7 separate regions of the Homo sapiens genome follow, and all the other regions are linked to region 7. The links are chromatin loops, found by intact Hi-C in ENCODE. Cell type or tissue: endothelial cell of umbilical vein. All regions are shown on one strand. Each heading gives the region's core, and the rest is flanking DNA. Links, peaks and the distances in the headings are about the cores only.

Region 1 (4,375 bases), core at 267-4,266, 330 kb after region 7:
CACAGAAATATAGCAAAAAAGAAGTCATTTTTCTGTGAGATTTCTTTTAAAAGTAAATAGGTATATATTTCAACAGGAATATTTTCTTCTTTCTGCTTAGGAATCCAGTATGTGGCTGAATTACTGGTTCTTTTTATATGTGAAAACAAAATACTCTCACTAAGACTAGTTCTGTACAAAACAAGGACTTCTGATATTTATTGTCTGATGAAAACCCAAAATGTTTCTGCTTTTAGCAGTGCTCACCCAGAAGAGCAAAGTTTGACACTCATGCGATTAAGCCCACTATTAGGAAACCTTAACATAGCCTAACTGCCAGTATAAGTAAAGGTTATAATGAAAGTCATTTCCTACATTAAGACACTAATGCCCAAGTCCAGTTAATTCCTGCTCAAAAGTGTGTTTACTGCCCTGGAGCCCAAATCTAAGTGATTTTATATTGAAGATTGGGAGTATGAAGAATTGAGATACAGGCAGCAATCATTATTAACAGTTCCATAGCAACCACAAGTCTTTTCCTAAAAACCAAGACTCAAGCACTGCAAAACAAGTTTCAGATGAAATTGGCATTGTGACCTTTGTATTCTGCTTGATCTGGGTGTCTAGATAAAGACTTCTGTAGCCAGGAACTCATTCCTAAAGGGAACAGGCAGTAACTTGCATTATTAAAGATATTTTCTTATTTTTGTTTTAACCATTACATTATCCTGCAGTATTTGAAACTCTAAAATTATTTTTAACTCTCCACATAAACTGCCCTAGTTAAGGAGTCACACCTTTAAACTAAGCAGCTTGATTTTCATACATATATACACTTTTCACTGTAAAAAGCAATTTGTTAAATATTTATTGAGCAAAGCAATCTTTAGTTCCTCGTATTTGCTAAAATTTTTAGCACCAAAGCAGTAAGACCCAAGAAAGATGGAGGAAACCAATATTTTTGAAAACCTACTTTATACCAGCTGAGCACTCCAATGCCAGCAGTACTGTGTACCTATCACATGTTAGATACATGCATTATCTCATTTAATCATATAAAATCCTATTTGGAAGGTATGATTTTTACCTCCATTTTAAGAGTAGAGAATTTTGAAGTTTACTGAATCCAACCAGTAAGATAGAATGGAGAAAGGACTCCTGAGTTCTTAACTACTCTAAGGTCTCACCCTTCATGTTATAATTTAACTACTTTTCTATTAAGGGTCACAGAATTGAATGATTAGTCCAGTTCAAATAACTAGTGTCAACGCCAGTGTTCAATTCCAATCTGAAATCCATGCTACTGCCAAAACAGACACTTAATTATCCTACAACTGCTTAATTATAAGTCAGTTTATAAGCTATCAAATGGTATAATATTAACTTCATTTTACCACCCCTTATACAGCATCACTTACACTGCATTTTGTAAATGATTTTGATGATTGTCATTCCAGTGCTAAAAAAAAAAAAAAAAAAGAAAAAAAGAAAACCTCACTGTTCTTGGAGAGCCACAGAGAGACTATTATTCAGGTATGCTGAGGCCACAGAGGGGCTCCTTAGCTCCTTGGCCTCATCCATTGTCAGTAGCTGCAGGGTTCACTTTGGGGAAGGGTATAATAAGAGCAAGCTGTCAACAGAGATAGATACTAGAATCAGCTCATTCAAAAATGGTTCATGAAGTCTGCCTCAAACTCTTCAAGTTAAAGGAGTTATATCCCTGTGTCATAGGAGAGAACTTGCTATATTCTCCTTGGACACTTCCTCTCATAAGCTGAAAAAAGGAACAAATGGCAAATCAGCATGCGGCCAGGGGTGGGGGATTGTGGAGGTTCAGGAAGTAGAGTGAATCATGAGGATACAGAGACCTAGCCTATGAATATAATTCCTGCAAAATTATCCAGCTGTGTTCTCAGAAAAACACAGGAGCTAAGTCAAACAAATGCTGGTGTCTCCATCTCTGTGTGCAAGCAATCAGAGAAAGCCCTCTGGCCAGCCCTCTTTCATCAAGATGTATGCTGCAGGCAGCTACTTCCTCCAAAGGCTTTGGCAGGGGTCACAAACTCAAATGCCTGAAAGCTCAGACATGAGTAAACTGACTCAAGGAGATGGTGGCAATTGTGGCAAAGCTATTACACATGGGCCGTGTCCTGTCCAATGGGGCACCCTTAAAATCCACCTGTGCAGAGGCAGTGCTTCTTTCTAATTCCCACACAGGGAAAGTATGTTCTAGGAGCCACCCTGCGTGTGGTAAACTGGCAATCACTACCCAGTTCCACTTGCTGTGTGAGAAATGGGGTCCAATGACTTCCCGGTCCAAAACATAGGCCTCTTTTAAGAAGAGCCAAAATTTAGATTTCTTTTTACATGAAAATCTCCTGGCTTTTAGTTTTTGGCAACTGATTCAAATCATTTTAAACGTTATGCAAGCCAAATGTAAATGCCTGCTGGCTGGATGTGGCACAGGCATAGACCATCCATTTCGGACTCCTGGTCTACAGAGATGAAGGCTCTTGGGTGCTTCTTTCCCTCCTGGAGGCATAAACACAATAAGAGAAAGTTAGTGACAGGATTAGATTTGCCTTAAGAAAAAACACAGACGCCTTCTTAGGGGGATATAAAATGCAAAACACCCTTGCCAGTACTTACAAGAAGTTTCCCTATTGCCACTTCCCGAATTTATGAAAAGATTGCTGTTAATGCTGTGTGAGGAGAAGTAGTCAATCACATTGGAGGGTGGTTGTACGGTCTCTAACGGAAAAGCACCCCACCTTGTTATCAACATTGCTAGCCACCTGCGCAGCCCCTGGGTGTCAAAGGGATTGGTGTTCTTGGTAACCTGAGCATATGAAGTTACCATCCCACTTCTGTGTTCCAGTTGAAAAATACCTACTCTTGTCAATAACCTGAGGCCCTATAGATGACAAAAAGTAAGGCTGTATTCTGCTCTGTCATATATCATCACAAAATTGTCAGCCAACACACCAGTTCTTCTTCAACTCTTTATTGTTGGTAATGACGTACAAAAGAGAAAGGACACAGCTCAATTTCTTTGGATGCTAAATTGAGCCTTCAGAGCTCAGAGTTGGGAAAAAAAAAAAACTGATACAGATTTAGCACAAGGGTCAAGATGTCCTCTGTTAAGGAGAAACTTTTTATGTTGGCAACCACTTGAAGATCTAAGGAAGCACGAGGATTAGCTGTGTTCTCTTAGGTCCACTGCATGTTAATTGTCTCTATGACCCTAACGGCACGCAGGGAAAGGCAGCATATTCCAGTGAATGTGCCCTTATTTGAAAAGTCAAATTTCCTGGGGACTTTAAATCAATAATTTTACATACCTACATAATAAAAGGAAGGCCTCCCTGCCAGGACGGATGGAGAAAAGCAGTTTCTTACCCTGTGAGATTGCCCCTGAAATCAACCAGAGAAAGGGAAACTGATGCCCATTGGCTGTAATTTCACTACAATCTTTAGTGTTTTCTTTTTTCTTTCTGCCATCACTCTTTTTAATTATGAGACTAAAATGTCCTTCCCAACTATCTCATAGCTAGACTTTTAAATGATTAAATAAAAGAAGTTGGCCTAAATTTTCCAGTAACTGCAGGGCGTTTTTATCTTCAAAAAACATTTCCCCAATACAGATATTCATTTTGTTTTATTAACATTTATTACATTTATGGGGCAGCTATATGTGCCAGGCCCTGTGCTGGGTATGTAGATAAAACAGAGGAATAAGAATAGTCTTTGCCATCTATAAATTCCCCATCTTTGAGGAAGGTGAAAGTGCTGAGAATCCTGTATATAGAGAATTTAAACTTATAATAGCAAAGCAATAGGAAACAAATAATTTGTAAAAGAGTCACCCAAGATGGTTAAATGGAGATACTGTAGCTTAGCTTTGTAAGTTATTGTCTTAGTCCTTTCCGGCTGCTATAATAAAAATATTATAAACTGGATGGATTATAAACAACAGAAATGTATTTCTCACAATTCTGGAGGCTGGGAATTCCAAGATCAAGGCACCAGCAGATTCAGTGTCTGGTGACAGTGCCAATTTCTGGATCAAAGAGGCTACTTTCTCACTGCATCTTCACATGGTGGGAAGGACAAGGCAGGTCTCTAGGGCATCTTTTATAAAGGCACTAATCCTGTTTAGGAGGACTGAGCCCCCATGATCTAATCACCTCCCAAAGAGCACCCATCCTAACACCATCATACTGGGGATTTGTTGTCAACAAATGGATTTGGCAGGGAGTAGGGGAGGACATAAACATTCAGACCATAGCAGATACCATAAATGTCCAGGATAGAGCTGGCAGGAAGCTAAGCTGTGACTTTGCTATGGAAGCTAAGTTGTTTGGACTTAATGATACAATCACACAGGAATAGGAGT
Region 2 (4,375 bases), core at 159-4,158, 290 kb after region 7:
ACATTGTCCTCTATTTCTGACCCAGAAGTCTCTTATCTTCTTCCAGCATCCATGAAACTATGGAAAGCCAACTAGTTAGCTTGCAAGTACAACAAAGTCTCAAACCCTTTACAATGCTTGACAGTTATATGAGAGGTGAGATGTATTTAGCCACCTTTAAAAGTTTGTTTTCTATTAATATGTACATACATTCAGGAGGGATAGGACTTAAGCTTTATCAATCATTTATAATTTACTATGTGAACGAATTTACACAAATTTTAATAAAAACAAGTTTAGATAGGGGAGAATATGAACTTTCACCCTTAGCAATTGAGCTCAGTAGATACTGGTACACAAAACAGGAAAGTGAATTCTCTTCAAAGGGAAGTGGGTAGAAGCAGGCAACCTGTGAATAGAGTGACCATGTAATTCATGGTCACTTCAGAGTATAACAGGATGTTACTGAACAATAAATTAAATAAAGAGTAGTAAATTTATAGCTTACAATAAATGACAAAACCACTGTAACAAGAATATTCAAGCTACCCTAGAACCCCATTGCAGAACTGCTTGGTTCTACCTAATTTCTCACACCTAGAGGTTCTGTACCCTGACTCAAAAGAGCATCTTCATCCAATAGTACAACAGCACAGTGCTAAGCTCAGTAACAGGTTGATTGTCAAATGTAGAAATTTCATACGGCATAGCACGTAGACTGGGGAGGTTTTTTTTTTTTTTTTTTTGTATTCTTTGATAGGATATTTTAGTACTAGCCACAGTTTGGATTTTTTTAAAGAGGGAAAAAATGATGTGCTTTTGAGTGAAAATTTTCTCTAGTGGAGAAATTTATAAGGAAAAGTGGAAGGGTCCACTTGCAAGCAAACCCAGTTCCATCTCTGTTTTCAGGAGCTAAATACTTTCTGCAGCACACAGCCTCCACTTGGGGAGCCACTGGGTCATGCCTATTATGATCTCCAACTTGGCATTAACCAAGATTGATGTTCAACTTGATTCCCATGTAAATGCTCTTGCTACCCCAGAGATGCTTTTTAGTTAAGTTGTTGTCTAAAAGAAAAAATATACATAGACTGATTTTTTTCTAAAAAATTCTCCAAAATATAAAATTCAAATAAGTTAAAAAAAAGTAGCTGATTCAAATGCTTTGTACCAAAGAGAAGAATCATATCATTATTAAGTGGTGACAAGTGGATAAAAAGAGAACCACACACTCAAAGACTGCAAATTTCAACTCTTGAAAATTCCACAGGTACTCCACCTCTCTGTAATCTCTAAATTAGGGAACATGTGGTCAGTACTGCTCAGAGAACTCTATACTTCAGAAAAACTAATATGTAAAAGCAAGTTTAATATTGATGAAAATGACCTTTATTTGGATATGGAAATATTAACTCACGGAGCCAGAGTCTATTAAGGAATGTTGAAAACATTCTTGTGTGTTGTTAGTATTGTTTTAACTGTAGTGCTTTATTTGCATTAATCTTGGAAAAAGCCCATTATGATGCTGGATTTCCCTAACTCTTTTCTCTTCTCTCTTTGAAGAGAAAAAAAAACAGAAAGAAAATAGGAAAAGCTCCTGAATTCTTACATGGTGTGTGAATCCACTTAACACAATTATAATGCCCAATTAATCTTAGCAACATGAGTGATGAATCATTTCTCCAGGTGTCTCTTCAAAATAAAGTAAATTTAGTTCCAACATTTGACTATTGTTTTAAATCAACCGTAAGCCTGCCATATTAATGAGGAAGCTAATAACTGAACTCCAATCCATATTCAAAAATGCTCTCTCCCTGGGTGCCCACATAACAGCACACTGACTACCCTGGATACTAATTTTTTTTAGGTAATACAAGAAACAATGACTGAATTTCATCATTCGTGTCCCTTTTTATAGCTTGATTTGATGGTATCTCCTGCCATCTACTGATAGATAAAAAAGATAAAAACAACTTTTCTGAATCATTTGGCCATTATACCATAGACGATCAACTGCCATCTTTTGCTTGAATGTGAAAAATCACCTAATACATCAGGATTTTCACATACATAAACTAGCGATAGTTTTGCTTCTAGTGGAAAACCTTTGGTTGTAGACACATTTTACATTTGAAAGCATTATCATATAGGAAAAATATCGGCTTTGGAGTCACAGACTCTAGGTGACCCCTCATCCAAGAGCACAGACTCATGTTCTCAGCTTAATTTTCTTATTCTAAAATAAAAGTGGGGTTTCCACTGGAAATGTAAAGAAGATAAAAAAAAGTAGGGGTCAAGGTAAGAGGGATACTTCCTCCCACCTCCAAGATGCTCTAAATTTTACAGGACGCTTGACTTCTTGATAAATACAGTTGCAAAGAACAGGTCATTCACAGATTTACGGCTGACTCAATTAGCAGCTCAGAGCGCCACCCGTTGGTCATAGTCAGAGTCCTCATCTCCCTCTGCAGAAGGCTCCTCTCTGTCTTGTCTGTTTACATCTAAACACTGCACTTCCTGCCTATCCCCAGTGAGCAACACCTTTACGAGCTGCCTGCAGCCCCTCCTCATGTTGACACAGCTACCTTAACCATGAAAGACTCCTTTGCACTTGCACAGAAAGTCAGCATGTGAGTAGCCATTAAGCTGTTGCATTTTAATGACTTTGCCAGCTACGCTGCAGCTGACTTCAACTCCCAACTCAGCCATAGATATGCTTGATTCTTTTTCTAACCATTGAAGAGCAGTCAGTCCAATGAATTCATACTTATCTGAGGATCACTTATATGGCAACTTCAAATGTCTAGGACCCCACTGAGAACCAAAGATGGACACACAAAAAAACCCATGAAATGTGGTTAAAGGTCTCCAAGAAGGCGAAACACATGTCACCAAACTCATTCACTAAAGTTCAGGAAATTGACAAGAGAGGTTCTTCTGCCCCGTTCAAAGACATATATTATCAATATAAATAAATTTCTAAAGTTAGCCATGTTGGATTTTTAGCCATGGCCATTGAAAAGCAGCAGATTAAACAGCAGAAGAAAGTCTATTAGAGATAGTGGCAGCCATGAGAAGTGACAGCCAAGCATCTGACAGTAAATAGAAAAATGAAAATGCTACATTATCTTAACTAAATCTTTTATGAAAGCAAAATGTGTAATTCATGTAGAAAGATTAGTATTAAAATTTGTTAAGGCCAGGTGTGGTGGCTCATGCCTATAATCTCAGCACTTTAGGAGGCCAAGGTGGGCAGATCACTTTGAGCTCAGGAATTGAAGACCAGCATGGGCAACAAGGCAAAACCCCATCTCTACAAAAACATACAAAAAATTAGCCAGGTGTACTGGCTCATGCCTGTAATTCCAGCTACTAGGGAGGCTGAGGCAGGAGAATCGCTTGAGCCCAGGAAGTAGAGGTTGCAGTGAGCTGAGATCATGCCACTGCACTCCAGCCTGGGCAACAGAGTGAGATCCTGTCTTAAAAAACAATGACAAAAAGAAATCGGTTAAAGTAAAAAGTGGCCAGAGGCATTAAAAGTATTCGTTTTAGATAAGAAAAATTTACTACGGCCAGGCACAGTGGCTCACACCTGTAATCCCAGCACTTTGGGAGTCCAAGGCGGGCAGATCACTTGAGGTCAGGGATTCGAGACCAGCCTAGCCAAATCCCATCTCTACTAAAAATACAGAAATTAGCCGGTGTGGTGGCAGGTGCCTGTAATCCCAGCTACACATGGCGCTGAGGCAGGAGAATCACTTGCACCTGGGAGGCAGAGGTTGCAGTGTGCTGAGATCATACCACTGCACTCCAGCCTGGGCAACAGAGCAAGACTCTGTCTCAAAATAAATAAATAAATAAATAAAAGAAAATTTTACTGTGTAGACTTTCTTGTTTCTGAATGATTTTAGGAAGATGAAATATTCCAATAGAATTAAAAAGGGTGTTGACACAGCTAGGTTCTTCCATGACCAAGGTCTTCAAATGGCTGAGTACTTCAACTCAAAAAGTTGTTGATTTTCCAGTGACCTTTCCCAGCCTGCTCCCTTACACCACACTCTCAATTCCTGGATTCTTAAGTGTATAATGTATGCAACATAAACTTTTCTTCATAATTCAGGTTCTTCTCTATTGATATCCTTGGTCAAAACGGTGATGCCTGAGGGCAGAGTTGTAGAACTGTATAACCCTCTACAAAGGGGCACCTGGCCAGAACACTGTTGCAGTACTTTTGCCTATTTTTGTCCTGGTACATAATATCAAATGCTAGTTTGCAAGGTGGCTGGGATTCACAGTTTGGAATGTGGCCTTCTTCCCTCAGGGATTTCTCCTTTTACTCAGTTATTTCCCCAAGTCCTCAGTGGAATGCTCTCCCCTTCAACACTGTCCTAATCCT
Region 3 (4,375 bases), core at 162-4,161, 400 kb after region 7:
ATCTCAAGGTCCTTAATTTAATCACATCTGCAAAGTCCATTTTGCCATGTAAGCAAATATATTCACATGTTCAGGGACAAGATTATGGACATCTTTGAGAGCCCATATTCTTTCTGGCACACATCAATAGAAAAAAAAGAGACAACACATAGAATAAAAAAACAAATAAATGCCCAATAAACCCATGAAATACATGTTCAATCTCACTAGAATTCTAACAACTAGAAAAGAAAACAAGAGTGAGATACTTCTTTTGCCTGATAAATTGCCGAAGATTTTTCTAAAATGTGAATGCATTTTCTGAAATGTGAATGCAAGAGTACAGTTTCCAAACCATTAGGTGACATGTGTCAAAAGCCTTAGAAAGTTCATGTCATTTAATCCCATAATTTTATTACTCAAAATTTTTCCTAAGGAATTACTTAGAGATTCAAAATATATCATATGACTATTACCCACAGTATTTTTAAAGAGAAATAAATTAGAAACTACATCCAACAACAAGGTATTGGCTAAATAAACTGTGATAAAACTATATGATTGAATACTATGCAGCCATTAAAATTTGATCTTTAAAGATTTTTAATAATATTGAGACTATTCTCACAATAGACTGCTGAGGACAAAATATAAACAGGGTCTAAAACTGCATGTATTATAAAATATATGCAAATAGAAGGCTAATGATGGTTAACTCAGAGCCATTGGATTATGAGTTATTTTTATTTTCTTCATTACACTTTTTATATTTGCTAAATTTTTAATAATAAATAATATTACTGTTATAATCATTTTTTAAAAGGTAATTTAAAAATTTCAAAGTGAAGGATGGCAGATGTTGGCCATTGAGCCTTAGAATTCTAAGCAGGATGGAAAATAAAGTGTTTTATGCCCCCAAATGGCAGCTCCCACACATCAATCAGAGACCAGCCATGCACATTATTCCTTTTAGAAGCAAAGCCAGACAGCACTGTGCGCAAATCAGTATCTCACAGTTACGTACCGTTGCCAGGAGGGAGACAACACAGAACAAGTTCAGCACAGAACCCCAACTTCAAGTAGAAACAGGTTTTCCTCCTTGCTGTGGGCCTAGAAAGGATTACAAGCATATTGCAGAGCCCTCCAGAGTCAGAAGGGAAGAATGAAACCACATGAATTTTAATTAAATTCTAAAATAGGACATAGAAACTAGTTGGAATAACTGAAGAATACGCCAGATAAACACATCAGCCATAGCACAGTTCACAATACAACTTCCCATCGGGCAAAAAATACAAATGATAATTTTGATACGGACTCCTAGAAGGAACACCCATTCCAAATGTGAGTTAGCTCCTTCACATTGAAAAATATCATTTTCAATAAGCTAATGGAAAGTTAGCTTTAGGATAACAGGGACTTTTTTAAAACCCTGTGGTGTCATTGCTATATGTCTGTTGACTTAAATAGTGTCTGTTGCCTAGTGGGTACTCAATAGATAATTATTAAATTAAGGTTGGATCAATAGAATTACTATAAACCTTGGTAGTCTATCTTTAGGTTAATTGACCTCACTTTCATAGGATTTGAACTCATAGCCAATCAGAGCCAGCAGTGAGGAATTAATGAGCACAACTTGTACACTGGAGAGGATATTATGTTAGGAAAAATCCTATCTCAGTATCTGAAAAGGAAGGTAAACCTCTTCCAATTCAGGTCCGTCTGTTTAACATGAGAAAACTAATATCTGAGTCTAAAGTGAGTCACCCCAGGACACTTCCCTAATTGATAGCGAAACCGAGTCACTGCCACCTAGTGGAGGGGTCTGCTCCTCTCGCCCTTCCTCACACTGACTAGATGGGCAGGTGGAAGCATGTTCCGTGGAGCCAGCTGTATGCCTCCTGCCTCACTCTCCTCTCAAAATAGGACCACCCCCCATGCTACCCCACACTCTACACCTGGCACCTGCCATTCTCATATTACTAACTCTAAAAACTTGATGTGGGCAGCATTACTTTTATCAAGACTAATGGCAAAGATCCTTTTTCAGATCAGTTGCCAACTGATTTTGAAACCAGCTCAAGGAATGTCCTTTCTGAAGGCACCGAATATTGCAAGCCTAGTAGACTTCCTGCTCCTTGCAATTGTGTTATTCATCCTCGAAGTCTCTACATTTGACATTTTGCCATTGTCGGCTCATTAAATAAATTACTTATTAAAATAAAAGTGCATCCTGCATTAAGTGCCCGGCCTGCTGACATCGAGCTGAGGAATGATTCCAATCGGCTTTCAGTGTCATCTGATTGCATCGAGCCAGCCTGGCTGCCAGCCCCCAAGCGGCCCTATAGAGGCCAGGGACACACAGAAATTGAGAGCACAGGGTACACAGTAAGGCCTGCTTCCAATGAAGAGGAACACTTTTACAATTTGAGGGCCAAAAACATAATATGACGCCATTGTGGGCCACTTTCTGTTCTTAGCAAAAATCTTTAATTTGCAAATTTCCTTTCTTATATTCAAGGAATATAAGAAAACATAATATATTTTCTTATATTCAAGGAATATAAGAAAACGTAATATATTTTCTTATATTCAAGGAATATAAGAAAACGTAATATATTTTCTTATATTCAAGGAATATAAGAAATATATTTTCTTATATTCAAGGAATATAAGAAAATATATTTCTTATATTCAAGGAATATAAGAAAATATATTTTCTTATATTCAAGGAAAAGACCTGGCAGGATCTCTCCCAGATAGGAGTTGACAGTAGCTCACCAGAAACAGAGACAACACCATTATGAACAAACTTCAAGGCAAAGGAAAGACTTGAATTCCCTTTCTTCTCACCTCAAAATCCGTTTCCAAAACTAAAATTCAAGCAGCAAACATAACATTTGAAAAATGAGATGCTCCCTCCCCCTCCATTTTCACCTGTTTCTCTAGAATGTGAAGCAGCAAATGTAGATTTCTGTGATTTCTGTGCAAGGAAAATTGGAGCAGATAGGGTCTTAGCTGAGCTGGGAATGTGATAAATATTTTCATGGACTGCTGAATCTCACTAATTGGATACTTTAATGAAACTTGAGGTATCTCTTCCTAACTTCTAACACACTTTTAACCCTTACAACTTGTATGGGCAATTTTTTAAACAGAAGAATGTTTGATCCAAGAAAATCAATTTTTTTTTCAAACAGAAAGTCCAGTGGTAAATTAATAACAGCTCCTAATAAAGAAAGGATCATTGGTTTTTTCTGCTGCCTTCAGAACAGCTAATAAAGACTATTTCTTCCCAGTGTTCAATCAAAATGAAATGAACATTAATTGGACATTAAGTACTAAGGAAATGCCCACTAGTTCTTTCTCACTTCTCCCACTCCATCCTCATCCTACCATTTCCTCTGTTAACAAACTAGGCAGAAAGATGTCTCCTCCTATTGTACCTAAACAAATCAGCATACAGGGAAGTGATTTATCATTCATGAAAAGCAATCAGATTGCTTGGGGCTGACAGCTGTTCCCAAAATGCAGCTGAGAAACAGACCTTTGGCAAAGTGTAAAATTTGGAACAAAATCATATTACTGTACTTCAGCTGGCAACACAAAAGGCTGACAGTGAGCTTAATAAACAAAATACCATGCAGCTCGAAATATATTAGCTAGTCTACATTTATGAACAAAAATGGTCACTTCTCCCATTTTTTTTCTAAGTCACCTTCAGTCAAACTAAATACCTAGCAAAAGTAAAATGCTCTCTTTAGGTTTTTTTCTTTTTTTTTTTTTTTTTAAGATTTAGGCAAATTTTTGGTAAAGACTTTTTTTCCCACACAATTCATTATGGGAAATGGACCAGAAGGAGGAAAAAATGATGAAACATGCATAAAGGTTAAAGAGGGACACAGCTTTTACTAGAAAAGGAAGAATTCCAGTATATTCTGGCCTCTGAGCCATAATTCATTTCATTTCCCGTGTTGAGAATGCTTTCCCATATCTCTCTGCCTGTCTAAGGTCTAGCTATCCTTTCAAACAAATTTAGATCGTCATCAAACCTCGAAAATGCTACAATTCTGAAATGATTTTCCTGACTGCTCTGGCCCCCAGTGATCTCAGCCTCCCTTGAATTCTGTAACATTTCTTTCGGTACTCTTGATCTCTTTCCCCTTGTGTCCCCTCATGTCTAATCTCTTTCTGCATGGCTCCCACCACCTATTTAATCATGTTGAACCTCTTGCTCTACGTCCAATGCAAAATATATTTTTTCATACCTCTGTGTTTCTTTAACCACTGATTCCTTGGCAAAGAAATCTCCTTCACCTGTTCTTCATGGCCAATCATATTCACAATTTAAGACTTACTTCAGGGCCAGGGATCAGTGGCTCACACCCATAATTCC
Region 4 (4,375 bases), core at 282-4,281, 350 kb after region 7:
ACTAAATATTTTGTTAAAGATGGTCTCAGGAGTAATATTTGTTCATGAGGCAGACATGAACGTTTCCACTAAGAATCAATAGTGAGCCCATTTGCACTGCGCTTAGTGTTCAAAGTGTTTCTGTGCACCTCGCGCACTTTCTCTCTATAAATAAATATCAGTGGTGGTGGCTGTCTGTGTTTCAAAATGCTGCTGCCGGTCATGTTGTTATCCCTGCCTGAGAGTGGAGCTGAAAAGACCAATGCATCGCTATCCATCTTTTGTAGCCTGCATTCAAGCAAAGGTTTTCCTGGTATGGCAGTTCTAATTGCACTTTGCTTCTCGTCTTTTAACTCCACAGTCTGTCTGATGCTCTGAAGCCTCTGTTTGGAACAAGACACCCTATTTCTGCAGGCTAACCACCCACCTCCCAGAAAATTCTGATGATTTTGTTTCCCAATATTCCAAAGCCCTGCAGACCAAATGATGGGACACTTCTGGGTTCCTGTATATTATATCTTCTGCCTGATCCCCTTACAGATGTCAGCCTCTCTCAGCACAAATCCTGGGACTGCTTCCTTTATTTCCCTTCCATACTTGTTCTGGCCAATGAAACAATGTTATAGCAAACAATTCTTCAAAAGAGAGAGAGTATGGCATAGTCGGAGGGGCATGGACAGACCTTGGTTTAATTCCCAACTTGGCTACATACTTGGCAAATTAATCAACTTCTTTAAGCTTCAGTTATCTTATATATCAAAACAGTATAATAATGCCCAGCTTGAATGAGTGTCATAAAGATTAAAGTAATACCTGGAAAGGACCTGGCTCATAATGGGCAGGCTATAGGGGAACCATCGTTACTTAATCCTGATAAAACTCGCCAAGTTCTAGAAGAAGATACCACATTAGTTAGGAAGCTGGTGAAATAAGCTATTTGTAGACTGCAGATGATTTGACAGGGGGCTTGAACCCATGCTTACTTTGTCCATCTAACATTTGAAGAATAGCCTGACCTTTCTAACTGACTTTTGGGATTTCCCAATGTCTCTCAGTACATCTTTGGACAGTATGCCGGCCAGTAGCAGAATTCAGCAGCAGATTTACAACAGTCTATTCCTGATGGAAATCTTTGACTGGAGCAAACTAGAATATGACCCTTTTCTCCTTCAAGTTTATCATCAATCAATGGTGCTCTGCCAGCTCTCTATAAAGGGGATCCTAACCTCCTTTCGCCCTTACACTTCAAGAAAAGATAGGCAGCAACGAGGAGTTCCTGTGAGGTAAGTCTGCAAGGACTTCCTAGCGCGTGGAACAAGGATAAGCACCCAATAAGCACTCAAGAAGCACTGGACACAAGGAAGAATGAATGAATGACTTTATGTCCTAGTGAAAGAATTTCCTGTGGACCTGAAAATATTGGTGTGCCCACAAGTCCTTACATTCTCACATGTTTGAACATAACTCTGTAAAATAATACTGAAACTCCTCTAGCTCCATTTTATTCCAGTGATAGTAGGTCACCATCAATATCTAGATAAATGATTGCACCTAAGTAAATGTCAAGACAGTCAAATTTCAAACTGAATTGGGGCCTTAGTGGTTTGCCCTTATCTATCTTTCCTGTGCACCTATAATATCGGCCATGTAGCAGAGCTCACATCCACTCTCCCACATTTCACTGTGTTTCCCATGTGCCTTTAAGGAATCATTCTTGATCTCAGCCATAAAATTGGAAAGCTGCATAACTGACAAGATGATCCCTGAAGGCAGCTGAAACATGGGGTAGATTGAAACCGACAGTTAATTTGTAGCAGTAAAAAATAATGATATCATCATAAAACAAGTTTAAGACCAGACTGGGCTCAAACACTGTGCACCCACAGGATATATAGATGGGTATTGTCAAGCTTAAATAACAAAGCAAAACAAAACTGAACCTCCCAGCTTCACCAAGCCCGCTTCATTGGCTTTTTTGTGGTACGCTATCACCATCTGCTGGCTGCAGCCCATAAAATGTCCAGCATTCTCTAAGTCCTGGAATATTCCATTCTGCAGAGCCTGATGTTAATTACTATGCACCAGGAAACATATTAATCTCACAATATCATTGAAATGGTACAAATAAGTCAGATCTTCTTAGAATACCAAACAAATAAAAGATCCCAAGAGACTAGAGATTGCCAAAGGCACCCACCCTGTTCTGCCACGCCTGAAAGCTGCACCTGCTGGGTGCGCACAGCCTAGCATATTCTCTTTTTATTCCTGAGCTCTTTCTTTACAGGCATTCACTTTCCGACTTCCTCCTCTCCAGCTGCCTTCTCTACCAGGCATCCTACACGACACTGCAGTGATAGGCAAAGCAGCAGCTCTCAGCTAAAAACAGCCTCCTCCTAGATATCTTAAAGAAAGAAAACCACTGACGCATCTTCTTCAAGGAAAGCAAAGCCCCAGCGGGACTGAGCAAAGAAGAAAGGATATTGTTGCCTCTCCAAACTCTGAAAGCAATATTTTGCATGATTTTTCTCAAGGCTTGCCTTGCATTGTTTCTGGATTCCCTAACTCAGCAACAAGTGATGCTTTGGAGGGAGAAAAGATAGAGTATAAGCAAACAAAATATAGCCACCTATACACCCCTACCCATCTTATATTATGTGTTTAATCTTACCACTTTAGACCCTCTCTTCCTAGCATTGCAGGCCTCTGACTTCTCAACCATCCTGGGGATAAAAGAGGCTTTAGAAAACGTTTCTTCTTCACCACAGCTTGTTTTTGTTTCTTCCGATGATCTGCAATGAAAATTCTTTATTGAATGAGTATGTAATAGTTGTGTAATAAAACAATTTATAAAAATCCTTCAATTTTTATCTATTAAGAAAATTTTCCTGCTGCCAATATTTTCATGACAAGAATTAGATGATAATTGCTCTCAGATAAAATATTTAGTTCTTATTTAGCAATAATGTAAATTTATCATAAGATGTTTTCCCCGGAAAGACCACGCCTAGTGTAGCAGAAACAAGTGACATGCTCTAACTTGGGCACACATCTATAATTGAACAGGCTATCCCTGTTAGAAGAGCGTAACAACTATATACACAAAATGCACTGAACAGTTATTTCATCCTGAACAGTATCATCCTTGCATCCGTTTAAACAATTAGTTCACTCTCCTAAACACTCTGAGATGTGAACTTTAGTTCAAAGGCATTCTACGTTTTCCTCCTGATGCTGTAATTTTACAGGTTAGGAGATTTCTACATTACAAAGTAAACCCTATAAAGCAGTAGAGCCTTGAATAAAATTTCCATCTAAATTATTTCTGTAATAACCAGTGAATATATTTTTACATGTTCAATATCATCAAAATAACTAACAGCAAATTACTCAAAAGTAAAATAACAATGAATTTTTTTCCTATCAAATAGCAAAGGATTTTTAACAAATAATACCAATGCGGTCAAGCAACTATGCACTACTGTCAAAAGTGTAATTCAAAGTAACCCTTCTAGAGGGTAATTTGGCATTGTTTACTAAAAGTCTTTTTTTTAATGTATATATCTTGTGGTTGGTACATTCTAGCATTAGACTTTTGTCCTAAAAGAATAATCATGGCTAATGAATGCAACATACAACATCACAGCTTTTTTATTTAATTTATATACAACAAGTTTTTAGCATTCGGATGTGGTAGGCTGAAAAATGGCCTCCCCAAAGATGTCCACGTCCTTATCCCTGGAACCTGTGAATATATTACCTTACTTGGTTGAAAGTACTTTGCAGATGTGATTAAGCTAAGGATCTAGAGATGGAAGGATTAGGCTGAACTACCTGGGTGGGCCCAGTGAAATCACAAGGGTCCTTATAAGCGGAAGGCAAATGAGTCCAAGTCATAGAAGGTGATGGGACAATGGAAGCAGAGTTTGATGTGATGCTCTTTGAAGGTGGAAGAAGGGCCCATGTGCCAAGGAATGCAGGCAGGCTCTAGAAGTTGGAAAAGGAAACAGGCTTTTCCCCCTAGAGACTCTAAAAGGAACATGGCCATACTGACACACTGATTTTAGGACTTCTGACCTCTAGAACTATAAGATAATAAATTTTGTATTGTTCCAAGCGACTGAGGACTCCAAAAGCCTTATTCTTAAGGGTCTGAGTTATAAAAGACGGTCTTTTTTATTTTTTTATGTTTTTAATTCTTTTTTTTTTTTGTACTTTAAGTTCTGGTGTACATGTGCAGAACATGCAGGTTTGTTACATAGGTATACACGTGCCATGGTGGTTTGCTGCACCCATCAACTCGTCACCTATATTAGGTATTTCTCCTACTGCTATCCCTCCCCTAACCCGGCACCCCTGACAGGCCCTGGTGTGTGATGTTCCCGTACCTGTGTCCATG
Region 5 (4,375 bases), core at 233-4,232, 610 kb after region 7:
AAAGACTAGTGCTTTACTCATTCTAGGCCCCACACAGTTTCTCATAAAACATTTCGCTTCTAAGTGAGTTGTGAAAATGGGACTCACAAAATGATGACAGAAATACTGCTTTAAAAACCTTTCCAGAAGGTTTCACAGAAATACAATAGAATATATGAGAAGAAAATGTCTAGTTGTTATTACGAAGGTGTAAAGGAAATGAGAGAGGGTTACTTTTTACTGGAAACAGCCAGAAAGATTCACTTAAGACCATAATTTACTCATATAATCTGTTTTATTTAAAAATAATATTGAAATAGTACTAAAATAATCTTAATAGAAATTATGCAAGACACAACTAACATTAATTCTAGTGATTTGTACTAGATAAAAATAAGGAATTACTATGAGCTATTGAGAGAAATTAAAGGAACATTTTCATCATGAAATTTCAATCAAAGGAGAATAACAAGAAGACATCTTAGTCATGCCAACCTTTGGAAAATATACTCCCTGACCACTATTTCTGAAATTATTAAGGATGTTCAACAAAACATATAGACAAATCCAATTAAGGAGGAAACTTACAAAGATATAACAAAGAGGGAAGCCAGCCAAGCAGTGCAATGCAAACAAAGCCCACCGTGACAGATGGAGAGCAAAGCCATAAGGAGTCCACACTGCACCATTCAATAAATAGTATGGTCAAGAGGGCATATCCTAGTGATATGACAAATGAGCCTATTTTCCTCTAACAATTGAAATAAGGTAAGGCCAATACAACCTTTAAAGAAACAAAAATGTTTGCAAGAAAGCCATGTACACACACAAATAAACCAAACATTGCCTAATTTTGAGCATGTTAGAGAACAGGATGCATTTGACCTTGATGATTGTCCTTATAAGGACATGAAGTTAGTCACAGAGGATGACATGTCTTTCCTGCTGACCAACCACACCGCTCAGTTCTTCACCAAATACTTTGTTTAATTATACCACCAAAGCTCTTATTTACAGTTATAGGACTGAACGTAAATTACTAACCTTGACAACATAAAAATAGAGTTTACCCAGCCCAAATTGGGAAATTATGGAGAAAAGAGGTGCAGGAAAGTGTGAGAAGATAATTTCTTCATCTCGTCTAATGAGAAGGAAGAGATACTATTAAAAAGTAGAGACTTCAGTGTATTATTTAATTATGAAGGCAACAAGTATAGAGCAACGTCCCACTAATAAATATTTCCCCTGACACTTTACATGACTTAAAATTTGTCATTTACTTCAGGTTCATATTATCTTAGAAAAATAAGTGTTCTGGCTTGGCACAGTGGCTCACGCCTGTAATCCCACTGCTTGAGGGGCTGAGGCAGGAGGATCGCTTGAGCCTAAGAGTTCAAGACCAGCCAGGACAACACAGAGAAACCCTGACTCTACAAGGAATACAAAAATAAGTTGGGCGTGATGGTGCATGCCTGTTGTCCCAGCTACTTGGGAGGCTGAAGTAGGAAGATCACTTGAACCCAGAAGCTCAAAGCTGCAGTGAGCCACGATCACGCCACTGCACTCTGGCCTGGACCACAGAGTGAGACCCTGTCTCAAAAGAAAAAAGAGAAATAAGCATTCTGTCCCCTCTTCAGAGCATGATTCTCTCTCTGATTAAGACTCCTCTAATTTCAAGAAGCTCCTCCTGATTATTCAAGATGGTTCAAATTTAGAAGGCACCCTTGATCCTCTTACTTTTTTGTGACTAGCACAAGTACTGGGCCATAAAACAGAGGGTCCTCAAAGAATAACCATATTCCCTCACCATCAAAATCCTGCCATTTGGCTGATCAATCCCACCCCACACACACCAAAGCATGCTGTGGTTCAACTCCAAGACTTTTGACTAGTGTCTGATACTTTTAAATGCCTCTGTTACCTACTTCTCTGAGACATCAGACAAGTCTGAACCTATCCCAACTTGAGTTTCCCCCACGGTAAATTAGAGGCATTGGTATCCATCCCACAAGGTTGTACTGATAATCAAATGAGATAACATACAAAGTGCCCAGCACATTGTAGATGTTACAACTTCCTTTCTTCCCTTCAATAGATGAAATTTATTGTGTGAACAACGAAGTGTTCTTAATATGTTTGTTATTTTTTCTCCGTTTAAACATCTGTAGTTGTCAGAACTTTTGAGAAAGGTTCTTTCATGTCTAAACGTCCACGATTCTATGGCCAGTACGCTAATTAAAGGAGAACCATCCTAGTTCAGCCTCTCCCAGGTTAGACCAAAAAGTGGATTGCTGCTGCCACCTGGTGGCTACAAGATAATTTGAGGCAGCATTTCGCGGAAGCTTGTGAGTGCTAAACACCCAACCCCCACACACAATTAGAGGGAGCCTGGGAAAGTGAGGACGCCCCCACTTGTTTTCTTTTCTTTTCTTTTTTTTTTTTTTTTTTGAGACAGGGTCTCGCTTTGTCACCCAGGCTGGAGTACAGGGGCACAATCTCAGCTCACGGCAACCTCTGCCTCCCAGATTCAAGCGATTCTCGTGCCTCAGCCACCCCAGTAGTTGGGATTACAGGCACGCGCCACCACGCCTGGCTAATTTTTGTATTTTTAGTAGAGACAGGGATCTCAGTATGTTGTCCAGGCTGGTCTCGAACTCCCAGGCTCAAGCGATCCTCTTGCCTCAGCCTCTCAAAGTGCTGGGATTACAGGCACGAGCCACTGCGCCGGGACGACCCCAATTATTTTCTAAACGAGTGTCGGTGACAGGTGAAGAACACACACTGGTTTGTTTCCATCTTTGGGAATGTAAATCAAGGTCAAGACTGACCTTGAACAAAAATGTAAAGTTGGCAAATGCCGACTTCAAGGCTCTGAGATTCTTTCCTGTGCCTCTCCTCCACACGTTCTTTGGCTTCCCTAGTCCTCAGGACATTTATTCTACTTGTTCTTCCTCAAATCAAAAGCTGTTCAGAAAATTTTTTTTGATAAAATGATTCACTCTAGGTATAAGTAACTAAGATAATTAATGGAGAGGCCATTAGGCTGAGCCAGCTCCAGGGCCCTGGATTCCTACAGAAGCAAACCGAAACCCAAGTATCAATGGTCATATTCTAGGAAAATGCAACTTCAGCTTTAAAACTCAGGAGCCACCAATTAACCCTTTTAAAGCCTTCTCTTGCCCTCTTGGTGGAGCCTCGAGCCACCTGAAGTCTGATGCTACCTGATTTATGAATCGTTTGCTCAAATAAACTCCTTAATATTCTAATGTGCCTCAGTTTATCTTTTAACATTAATGAGGCTTAATATGACTTCTCTCTGTAATGTTTGCATTTTTAATTACTCTATTTTTGAATAGAAGAATTATGTGTGTATGACACATATTATAAAAGGTCTTCCTAGCAGCTACCCAGAATATTCATACAACTATTCCTTTTTATGGTTTAAAAAAGGCACATGCTATACCAGCTGTTCTGCACCTTGTTCTTTTTACCCAATGTCTTGTTTTTGTTTGTTTTGGTTGGTTTTGTTTGGTTGATTCCTTTTTCTTCTTGATCAGGTTCATCATATTCAAACCTAATGTATTTTGCATGTTATGCCATTGTATTTGCACTTTCACAGAAATATAAACTCCGTCTTCCTCAGGTAAAAAGAATAAATCTTTCTTTGTGGAAGTTGAGGAATCTTCAAGCAGAGATAGAGGAAGTTTCAGGTGGTGGATTTCAAGCTTTAAAGAGGATGTGGATCACCTGCAGAGCTCGCAAAACGAAGTGAAGTCCTATTTCTGATTCAATAGGTCTGGGGTGGAGCTGGAAACCAAATATTTAATAAGGAAAGTGAGTACCCCTAATGCAAGCTCTGTGATCATACTTTGAGAATCACTATATAAAGGCAGAAACTATCAGCCCCGGTTGCATATGAGAGTCACCTGGGGGACTAAAAAAATTCTGATTCTGACTAGCTTGGTCTGGGTCCCCAAGTGAATCTAATATGTCACCAAGATTGAGAATGCAGCAATTCTTAAACTTGGCTGCTTACTGGAATCATTTAGGCATCATTAAAAAATACTGATACCTGGGTCACACCTGCCCCCAACAAAGATAATGCTGTAACTGGTGTGGAGTATGGCTGGAGTACAAGGAGCTTCCAGAGCTCCCCGTGATTCAAACAAGCAACTGAGGCTGAGAGACTGTGGTTTAAGCAGATAGGCTTACTGAGAATTCCAGAGTCAAGTCAGGTGAAGCTGACAGATCCAGGAATGTGTTTGTCTTCGCGCCACTCTATTACAGACACAGGAAAGCAGGAGAAAGACAACGTGTGGTCCTCTGTTCTTTGTTAATAAACAGTTTGTGCTGATCAAATAATTTGTCGAATCAGGACTTATTTTTTGTCATTAGT
Region 6 (4,355 bases), core at 356-4,355, 320 kb after region 7:
TTGGCCTGTGACCTACTTGGAACACAGAATGTAGAAGTGACAAGGGGAGAGTTCCAGAGATACCCTGCAGCCTTAAGACACCCTGCAGCTTTGCTTCTACTCTCTTAGAACCCTGAAGTACCATGTAAAAAAAGTTTGACTTCCCTACTAGAGAGATCAGATGGAGAGGCCCCAGAGGCTGAAAAATGGAAAAGAGAGAAATCCCAATATCCTAGTTGCCCCAGCTGAGGAGGCAGACACGTGAATGAGTCCATCTCAGATTCCTCAGCTCAAACTACAGATGAATGCATATGCCTAGCAGAAATAATCCATTCTAGTTGAGCCCTGACTAGCCAACCACAGAATCATGAGTAAATAAAACGTTATTTTAAGCCACTGAGTTTCATGCTGGTATGTTACACAGCAATAGATGACTGATATTACTTGTGTTATTCAAAATATATATTTTAAAAATAAATAAGCCCACACGCAAACCTTTCTTTCTATTTAACAACTAGCCTCTTTCCTTTTACCACCTCACACCCCATCTCTTTAATGTCTCTATTCATCTAGCTGATTATACAATATCCAACAATGCAATGCAAAATCAGCGCAAATCAATGCAAAATCAGGGTGAAGTGATTATAATGTGAAATCGCAAATTTTGCAAAATATGTAGGAAATCATGAAGTTGATGAAGGTAATGTTAGAGAAGCCCTTGAATCATGGGCAACTCCTCTGACAAATGAGAATCTGCAGCTGGAATAGTTAACATTAACATTTGAAGAAGAACAAATCTACATGGATGATGGCACAATAAGTGCTTCAAAAAGAAATGATTTGAATGTCAAAATTTAAGAGAGGCTCTTGGAAAATTGATGAAGCCCTCAAATATTTTTGAAATAGTGACACTCTATGATTTGCCCACAAAAGTCAAATGTAAAAGGACGTCGTGTCATGATATCATATAATTTTGTTAGAAAATTATGCTTCTTAAAATCAACACTTGATTCATCCTTTATTCTAATATTTAACACATTTTTGACCAACTAAATTTTATTAAATATAAGGTAAATTAATTTTAATAATGTTCTTACTTTTTTAAAAGATAACATCTCAACCAAACCTTCTTTTCACCTTTTTTGGTCTCTATTTTTAAAGCATTTGCTTTAAGTGGGTTTTGGTGGCACCAATTATCTGAAGAAATTGAAGGCCTCTGTAAATATCTTTAGTTCATCTTCCTAACTGGCAGCTATACTCATTGAGAGCAGGGTCTCCGTCATGCTTTGCCAATGTCTTCTGGATAGTGCTTCATGCATATAGCAGAAGGCAGAGATTCAACCAACGTGATAACCAATGGCCTGCTGATTGATTGGCTTACATGTAGGTGTTACTATTGACGAATGGCATTGTTCCATTATCAATCCCTGACCTGGTATGAGCTGGCATTTGTTCGTCTCAAAATTGTTCATAGAAGGCCTATTACAAACTTCCTGCTGAAAGCACTTTCAAAGGCTGGATACGTTTAAAATCAACTCAAGCATGTAAAGCCATTTTAGGAAAATAAGCCCCACATCCCAAGGTTCAGCTGAGGAGGGCCACATTTGAGAACAGGTGTGCCACTTCACTGAGCAGGAATTTTAAAATGTCAAACATTAGAACCACTTGAGAAACTCCAACTCAGCCTGCCAACAGACACTTCTGGGCACGTGTCAATAAATGCCTTGCAGAGATGGGCATTTGAGAAAGTCTCTCCTCACCAACTCAAAGTTAGTTAAAACAAATCATCACGGTAGGTTCTTAAAAAGACCACATTTTATTTTTCCTCAGTCTCACTTCTTGAAAAAAACAATCATTTTTTTAAATGTGGTCATTCAAAAAGTTTCCATATATTACATAACAGTCATAACAGCAGTATTACTTTTTTTAAATATCCCTGAAGTTCAATCTCTTTTAACTTATTTTGTATCTGCAACTGCAAGAGTAATAAGAACTGAGCTGTTTTCCTTATCATTATCAGAGTTAGTCCCATTCCTTTGCAAATGAGAAACTAATAATACAAACTTGGCTGCAGTACCCTTTAAACTCTATGCCTCCCAGTAGGACACCCGGTGTTCTGCAACCCATCAGTCAGTTCTAGGGCAAATGCAAACAATACTTTCCGTTACAATAACTTGTATCCAGGAAAAAGAAACAGGCACCCTGTTGCATCTGCAGCATAGCAGCCAGAGAAAAGTTTACCAGCTTTAGCCAATTGGAAGCTGTGGAGCTGGGCCAAGTTAGCATGTTTTTCTCCGCCTCTAGATGAAGTCATGATTGAAATATGACATTGAAAGGGAAGGGGAACAGGAAAGAAAAGCTAAACCTGCAACAAAGTGTCCTGTGCCCAGAACGCGGTTAGGAAGTGTGTGCATACGTCTGAACCCTAAATGGTTCTCAGTTCTGTAAACTTCTCCTCCCACTGGGTGGAGTAGGGCCTTTAAGAGCAGCTGGAATGCAGTTCCCCTGATCAGCGTAGCCAGTTGTTGCCTGTCTGAACCTCTGCCAGTCCTGGAGACTGGTGCCCTGAGCTCCAACCAGCGGGCCTCATCCTACACCCTCACCACCGCAACTTCTCACCCGAGCAAGAAGCAGCTCCCAGAGAGAAAGAACGTTCCCACCTGCCTAGCCATGGGAGAGGACGCTGCACAGGCCGAAAAGTTCCAGCACCCTGGGTCTGACATGCGGCAGGAAAAGCCCTCGAGCCCCAGCCCGATGCCTTCCTCCACACCAAGCCCCAGCCTGAACCTAGGGAACACAGAGGAGGCCATCCGGGACAACTCACAGGTGAACGCAGTCACGGTGCTCACGCTCCTGGACAAGCTGGTGAACATGCTAGACGCTGTGCAGGAGAACCAGCACAAGATGGAGCAGCGACAGATCAGTTTGGAGGGCTCCGTGAAGGGCATCCAGAATGACCTCACCAAGCTCTCCAAGTACCAGGCCTCCACCAGCAACACGGTGAGCAAGCTGCTGGAGAAGTCCCGCAAGGTCAGCGCCCACACGCGCGCGGTCAAAGAGCGCATGGATAGGCAGTGCGCACAGGTGAAGCGGCTGGAGAACAACCACGCCCAGCTCCTCCGACGCAACCATTTCAAAGTGCTCATCTTCCAGGTCAGTTCCCCCTATGCCTCCTTACAGGCGGGCTGGAACTCCTTATCATTCTTGATCTCGCTCATCCTGGCTCTCACAGCCATTTTTACATTTGTCCTGCCTGTCAGGGATCACACATACAAGGCACTGTCCCCTGTCTGCCTGCGGAAAGCAAATGTGAAATCTTCACACAGGGGTGGGAATTTCCCAGGTCACTACAGACTAATCCAAAGAAGATGTCCCCGGGCTTAGTAGGCCCCGGGTCATTTGTCAGGGAGCACCTGGATGCACTCTGTACAGGTTGGGAAGATGTGCAGGTGCGTGCACCCTAGTCAAATTCATTTGTCTCTTTGCATTAGGAGCTTAGGGCTCTGGCTGCAGCTGTTAGCTGGACAGGGCAAATTAATTCAGTGGCTGTTCATTAACTCTTAGTGGAAATGAAGTGATCATGTGAGGTATTTTGTGGTTTTTTTAACCAAAAAGTCAAACTATCCCTTTATACAAAGGCTATCAACGTTTTGGGGACCAATCAAATAGAGGATTGATTCCATTAGAGTTAGCCTTGTTCTTTTAAGACTTTTTTGGGGCAAAGCAATCTTGTGGAGTTCTTTTCTAGCAAATGCACTAGAAAAAGAGAGTACAAACACACTAGACGTGCCTCTCCTTGTTCAGAGAGACCACAACTGTTAAGTAAAATAAAAGGAGTGTTATCAGTTATAGTCACAAAGGCTAGTCTTAAATGTTTCTCCTTCAAACGGTTGCCTTAGAATAAAAAGGCCACTTAATTTTTTTTAATGCATCAATGATGCAATTAATGTAGCAAGAGGCTATCTGGGGACAGGGAGATTGCGTGGGGCTCTTGTTCCGCCAAGTGGTGGGCATTTGTGAATCCCAGGGCAGCCCTGCCTAATGCTGGAAGCCCTTCCGCCCAGTGGAATCCAGCCAGCACAGAGCCCAGGAAGCGATTGCCATCCTCGCTCCAGGGCTGTCTCGTTGTGACCATATGAATAGGAGAGGATTTCAAAGCCATGGAGGGGAGAGGCTATAACCAACAGTTTGATTGTGAAAGGCACACAGGGAAAGCCTTCATCTCCCAAGAGAGATTTAGAAATTGGGATTTAAACCGAGGGAGTCTTCTTTTTCAAAATGAATCTGCTCTGCCAAGTTAGAAGCCTTCCTACCCCCATAAAAGGAAAGACTCATCTCGCTGCTTTTTTGTCCTCCTCAAATTGCACTTGAATATT
Region 7 (4,375 bases), core at 255-4,254:
GCAAATAAATAAGCAAAAACATTTCAGAGTGTGGTTACTTTTTTTTTTTTTTTTTGAGACGAAGTCTCGCTATGTCACCAGGCTGGAGTGCGGTGGCATGATCTTGGCTCACTGCAACCTCCACCTCCCATGTTCAAGCGATTCTCCTGCCTCAGCCTCCTGAGTAGCTGGGATTGCAGGCACATACCACCACGCCCAGCTAATTTTTGTATTTTTAGTAGAGACGGGGTTTCACTATGTTGGCCAGGATGGTCTTGATCTCCTGACCTCGTGATCCACCTGCCTCAGCCTCCCAAAGTGCTGGGATTACAGGCATGAGCCACCGCGCCTGGCCTGTAATTACTTTTAAGAAAGTAAAACAGTGATGTTATGCAAAGTTACTAGGTTTTGTGGTAAGAGTGAGATTTTCACTGAAGCCTTAAGTAGTAGAAAGAACAAGGTACACAAAGATCAGAGGCAGGGCATTCGGAGCAAAGGGAAGAGCACAGGCCAATGCCCTAAGGGATGCCTTAGTGAAATCCAGAAATAGAAGGAAGGTAAGTGCAGCCCGAGCATAGTGAATGAGCAGGAAAGTGGTAGAAGAGGAGAGTAGGGAAGTGGTAAGGAATTTGGAATTTATTCATTGCATCATGGAAAGCCTTTGGAAGACAGTAATATAATCCGGTTTATATTTTCAAAAGATTGCTCTGGCATCTGTGTGGAGAATGAATTGTAGATGAGGCAAGAGTAGGTGCAAAGAAAGCAATAAAAAGATTATTATAGTGGAGCAGGCAAAGAGGATCCTGACCTGAATAATATGGTGGCAACAAAGGTGGTGAGAAGGTGACAGATGTCCTGGGGGCCATGTCTATCCTCATTATTTCCCATTCCTTTCTATATTGTTATTGGTGTGAACAAAAATGTTACATGCCAACGCAAAGAAGGATATGGAAAAGGGAAGAAAAAGAAATAACCCCATCACGTCATTTAGCACTCGCCAAGTTCTCCATGCCCATTTAACATAAATGAATGTGTAGGTTTACTTTTAAGACATGAAAATGTGTCATAAAAAGCATTATTTTAAAAACCAAAGCCCATGCATTGAGCCTACTATATTCATCTAAAGTAATTTTCTCAGACTTTCAAGAGAGAAACAGATTGATGTACTTTTGGGGTTGTTAACTAGTGGCTTTTCAATAAAGCCTGAGTATATTGATGATTTTGTTTTTCACTTACCTTTTAAAATTTATACAATTTAAGTACCATCACTGGTATGGCAGTAAAAAATAAAATATAAAAATAGACAGCTCCATAATTTGGCCTTTAAATGGCTTCACATATTTATATTCTATGTAGGATATGTAACAGATTGTGACAACAGAATCAGATATAATCAAATTGCAGCCTTACAAATATAGCAAATATCATGAAACAGCTCCCTTCTGCTGACTCAAAGAGTGGGAGTTTCATTTCTTTCATTATATTTTTTCTGTAACAGCTTATCACTAGCAACACCTTTGGAGCATTTCTCCTTCTTTGTCAATGTAAATGTCCACACAATAGCGCTTTACCTATATTTGCCATCAATTTTCTCACATTGGATTTTCTACTCTGGAGACAACTAATTTGAGTAACTGGAAATATAAAGCCTATGGCTTCCACCTTCAGTTTCCCAGTTCACAGAGCAATATAGAAAGTCACTTCCAGATGCAGAAAGCCCAAGGCCCACCCATAGACTTTGTTCAGCCTCCGTGGTGCTCCTTAGCTTATTTCTCTAAAGCCTGCAGATTTTCATATGTGGTATTTGGGGAAAATCTTATTATCAATATATAAGCATCACTACAATTAAGCTCTGCTTGTTGTGATGTCTGAATATCAATAAGGACTCCAGTTCATCCTGAGAGTGACAGCCATTTAATTCACTCTGCCTGTCTAATCTTGGGCAAGGATTTAAAAGATGCTGTCAAATATTTGTAAACATGTCGTGCATTTTTCTTTCACAGAGATTCTTTTAAAGTGAGAAGAGTTATTTTCTGTTTTGTCTTGGATTATTGTTTGGTTTTTAAAAGCTCATTTAGCTTTTCCTCTTCTTTAATAGTAAATTGCAATTTTTTTTCCCCCTAAGACTCACAGGAGCTATCCTTCACTGTATTCATGAAGTGGGAGTAGTGCTGTACCAGTAGGGGGCGCTCATATCATACCTATTTTGTGGGTTGGCGAAAAGTAAATTTTGTAGGTTTGTGTAGTTAAGGGTGGAGCTATTTTAACTCTAAAGCCAACAAAGATTATGAGTTGGAATAGAAGTTATTTCCCCCTGTTGAAAAGTTAAACTTTGCTAAAGTTGTAAATCTTCACTATGGTACGAGTTTAAGTGGCTTTTGGTTAATGAAACTGCATGCTGTGGTTGATGTTTTCAGATAGCTTAATGTGGAGAATTTAAAACATATTAAAAGACTTTTTTCCTGATAGGTATTATCAAATTTTTTAATCCATAAATAACAGACACAGCACACTCACCCCTGATTTTAAGGGGTTTCTCATATTTGTTTCATGGCTGTAATTTCATGTAAACATGGCTGATGGTGATGTGAGTAGCAATGGACATAGAGTTCAACTTGTTTTTCTGGTAAGTGTCTCCTAAGTAAGTTTACTTTGGGGTCATTTGCCTTCTTCATTACATTGGCATCAAGTGTAGTCCCAAAGGCATCAAGATCATGATTAGCTAACTTTCACCAACATCAGTAAGGAAGCAGCCTGAGGCATCCTTCTATTCCTTTTTCTTCTTCAAGGTTGTTATGTTTGTCCTTTGAGTTGTCAGCACCCTTCAAAACGCTCTCTGTAATTTTAGAACCTTTAATATGGTGAACATCAAGCATCTCATCATGCCAAATGTAATTTTCCACACCCCCAGCATTTAATGTGTTCACAGGAAATGAAAAAAGAATCACACTTCCTCTCTTTGCTTGTTCCTTATGCTTTATCGAACACCATTTTAATGCCAGGCACAGAGTGAGAGACCAGAGATTAAAAAATAAAAGATGAACAGGGCTTATCACTGCCCACAACAAACTCATGATCTAGGCAACACATTATTTTGTGTACTGGGGAAAGGATGGCTCCAAAGCCTGTTTTCTTTAACAGAAGAAAAGGACACAGTTGTCTCCAGACTGGTCCACATGTTTAACTTTCACATCGTTCCTGACTCAAGCAAGTTGACTAATTGCTTACACTATACATCCCAAAATTGAAAGTCTTTAAATTTGGAAGTGCATTATGCCTGCCTTTAGATGGACATGGCTTATGGATTCACTTATGTCATACAATTTTCTTGCAAACTACTATGCTGTTTCAGGCCGGTGAGGTGGCTCATGCCTGTAATCCCAACACTTTGGGAGGCCGAGGAGGGCAGACCACTTGAAGTCAGGAGTTCAAGACCAGCCTGGCCAACATGGTGAAACCCTGCTAATGAAAACACAAAAATTAGCTCTGCATGGTGGTGGGTGCCTGTAATCCCAGCTACTAGGGAGAATCGCTTGAACACGGAAGGCGGAGGTTGCACTGAGCCAAGATCACGCCACTGTACTCCAGCCTGGGTGACAGAGCAAGACCCTGTCTCAAAAAAATAAAAATAAATTAATATGCTGTTTCATAGGTTGAATCTGCTTGGACGCTGGTATGCAAACGGGAGGGGGCAAGGGGAGAGGAATAGGAGATGACATGGGAAGATGAGACTGGGAGACGGTAAAGTGTCCCCACTTCCTTAGGGTGAGCTCCACAACTGTCTAGCAATTCTCTAGCAATAAAATGGCTGTCCTAAGATTGATAAGCCTTTAGCGTGGCAGAGTGATGACTCTAGACTCTCGGATTTAAAGATCTCTTTACTTCACACAAGGTCTCTTTTTCTCCTCTCTTTCCTCTACATAAACTTTCTTCTCTGTCAGCATTACTGCTGCCTATTGCATCCAGTTTACTATAATGCATAATTACCATGCCATCATTGCTGCTGCAAATGCCTTTTTCTCTGTTCTTTCTGCACATCCTTTTCCATTTATCTTATATTTCCTGTTTTGGAAATGTAAGATACATCTATATACATCATGGTGCCTTTGTAATGTTAAATGTATTTTTTTCTAAAGAAGGTCCCCTAAATTGCAAAAGCTCAGGCTCCACAGAGACTTAGATCAGTCTCTCCCCATGGGTTTTAATATTCAAATCTTTGGCTCACCTTCCAGTTGCCTTGTTGTTTTTGTTGCTGCTGCTGCTTTTGTGTTATGATTCTGTAGGTAAATTGTTTGTAGGGCTTGTTCTTTTCTTAATGAATATTTTTAATATCTTTTTTTCTCCCAGGCAGTTTCTTAGTCCAGAGTTGTGCCAGAAGCCAAATTTTCTAATAGAG

The links. A loop is a pair of places that touch in the nucleus more often than their neighbours do. Peaks named below come from ENCODE experiments on the same cell type or tissue, not always from the same donor. Only the 100,000 strongest peaks of a DNase experiment are listed, where the experiment ranks them.
Region 1: a loop joins it to region 7, with 4 times the contacts of the local background. A loop is called at or near these places in 3 of 110 quality-filtered maps.
Region 2: a loop joins it to region 7, with 14 times the contacts of the local background. A loop is called at or near these places in 22 of 110 quality-filtered maps.
Region 3: a loop joins it to region 7, with 2.2 times the contacts of the local background. A loop is called at or near these places in 13 of 110 quality-filtered maps.
Region 4: it touches region 7 in a loop (12-fold over the local background); 105 of 110 quality-filtered maps call a loop at or near these places.
Region 5: a loop joins it to region 7, with 9 times the contacts of the local background. A loop is called at or near these places in 84 of 110 quality-filtered maps.
Region 6: it touches region 7 in a loop (5-fold over the local background); 3 of 110 quality-filtered maps call a loop at or near these places.

Annotation. Positions count from the first base shown.
Region 1 is chr2:191,829,010-191,833,384 of GRCh38, reverse strand. No RefSeq gene overlaps it. Among named protein-coding and RNA genes, the nearest start is that of CAVIN2-AS1, 15 kb to the left of the region's middle. In endothelial cell of umbilical vein, for the core only: no CTCF peak of the experiment used is centred there; DNase peaks (open chromatin) are centred at 544, 1,194 and 1,804; H3K27ac peaks cover 558 bases.
Region 2 is chr2:191,867,500-191,871,874 of GRCh38, reverse strand. The region is part of intron 1 of CAVIN2-AS1 (CAVIN2 and TMEFF2 antisense RNA 1); the gene reads right to left. Among named protein-coding and RNA genes, the nearest start is that of CAVIN2, 23 kb to the right of the region's middle. RefSeq lists an enhancer at 2,318-2,612. In endothelial cell of umbilical vein, for the core only: a CTCF peak has its summit at 2,444 (motif pointing left); DNase peaks (open chromatin) are centred at 1,834 and 2,394; H3K27ac peaks cover 251 bases.
Region 3 is chr2:191,756,524-191,760,898 of GRCh38, reverse strand. No RefSeq gene overlaps it. Among named protein-coding and RNA genes, the nearest start is that of NABP1, 81 kb to the right of the region's middle. In endothelial cell of umbilical vein, for the core only: a CTCF peak has its summit at 1,791 (motif pointing left); a DNase peak (open chromatin) is centred at 1,778; H3K27me3 peaks cover 497 bases.
Region 4 is chr2:191,809,914-191,814,288 of GRCh38, reverse strand. LOC729254 (hCG2045843) reads right to left here. Exons shown (of 5, transcript NR_157850.1): 3 at 2,648-2,768. Among named protein-coding and RNA genes, the nearest start is that of CAVIN2-AS1, 34 kb to the left of the region's middle. In endothelial cell of umbilical vein, for the core only: a CTCF peak has its summit at 1,978 (motif pointing left); a DNase peak (open chromatin) is centred at 1,968.
Region 5 is chr2:191,553,177-191,557,551 of GRCh38, reverse strand. No RefSeq gene overlaps it. Among named protein-coding and RNA genes, the nearest start is that of NABP1, 120 kb to the left of the region's middle. In endothelial cell of umbilical vein, for the core only: a CTCF peak has its summit at 2,282 (motif pointing left); a DNase peak (open chromatin) is centred at 2,251; H3K27me3 peaks cover 337 bases.
Region 6 is chr2:191,845,220-191,849,574 of GRCh38, reverse strand. It overlaps CAVIN2 (caveolae associated protein 2), which reads left to right and starts at 2,487. Exons shown (of 2, transcript NM_004657.6): 1 at 2,487-3,132. The coding sequence starts at 2,650. It overlaps CAVIN2-AS1 (CAVIN2 and TMEFF2 antisense RNA 1), which reads right to left and starts at 3,087. Exons shown (of 4, transcript NR_187184.1): 1 at 2,804-3,087. RefSeq lists an enhancer at 2,274-2,782. In endothelial cell of umbilical vein, for the core only: a CTCF peak has its summit at 4,022; a DNase peak (open chromatin) is centred at 2,304; H3K4me3 peaks cover 2,069 bases; H3K27ac peaks cover 2,905 bases.
Region 7 is chr2:192,160,407-192,164,781 of GRCh38, reverse strand. The region is part of intron 4 of TMEFF2 (transmembrane protein with EGF like and two follistatin like domains 2); the gene reads left to right. Among named protein-coding and RNA genes, the nearest start is that of TMEFF2, 32 kb to the left of the region's middle. In endothelial cell of umbilical vein, for the core only: CTCF peaks have their summits at 1,966 and 2,166 (motif pointing right); DNase peaks (open chromatin) are centred at 2,191 and 2,721; H3K27ac peaks cover 594 bases.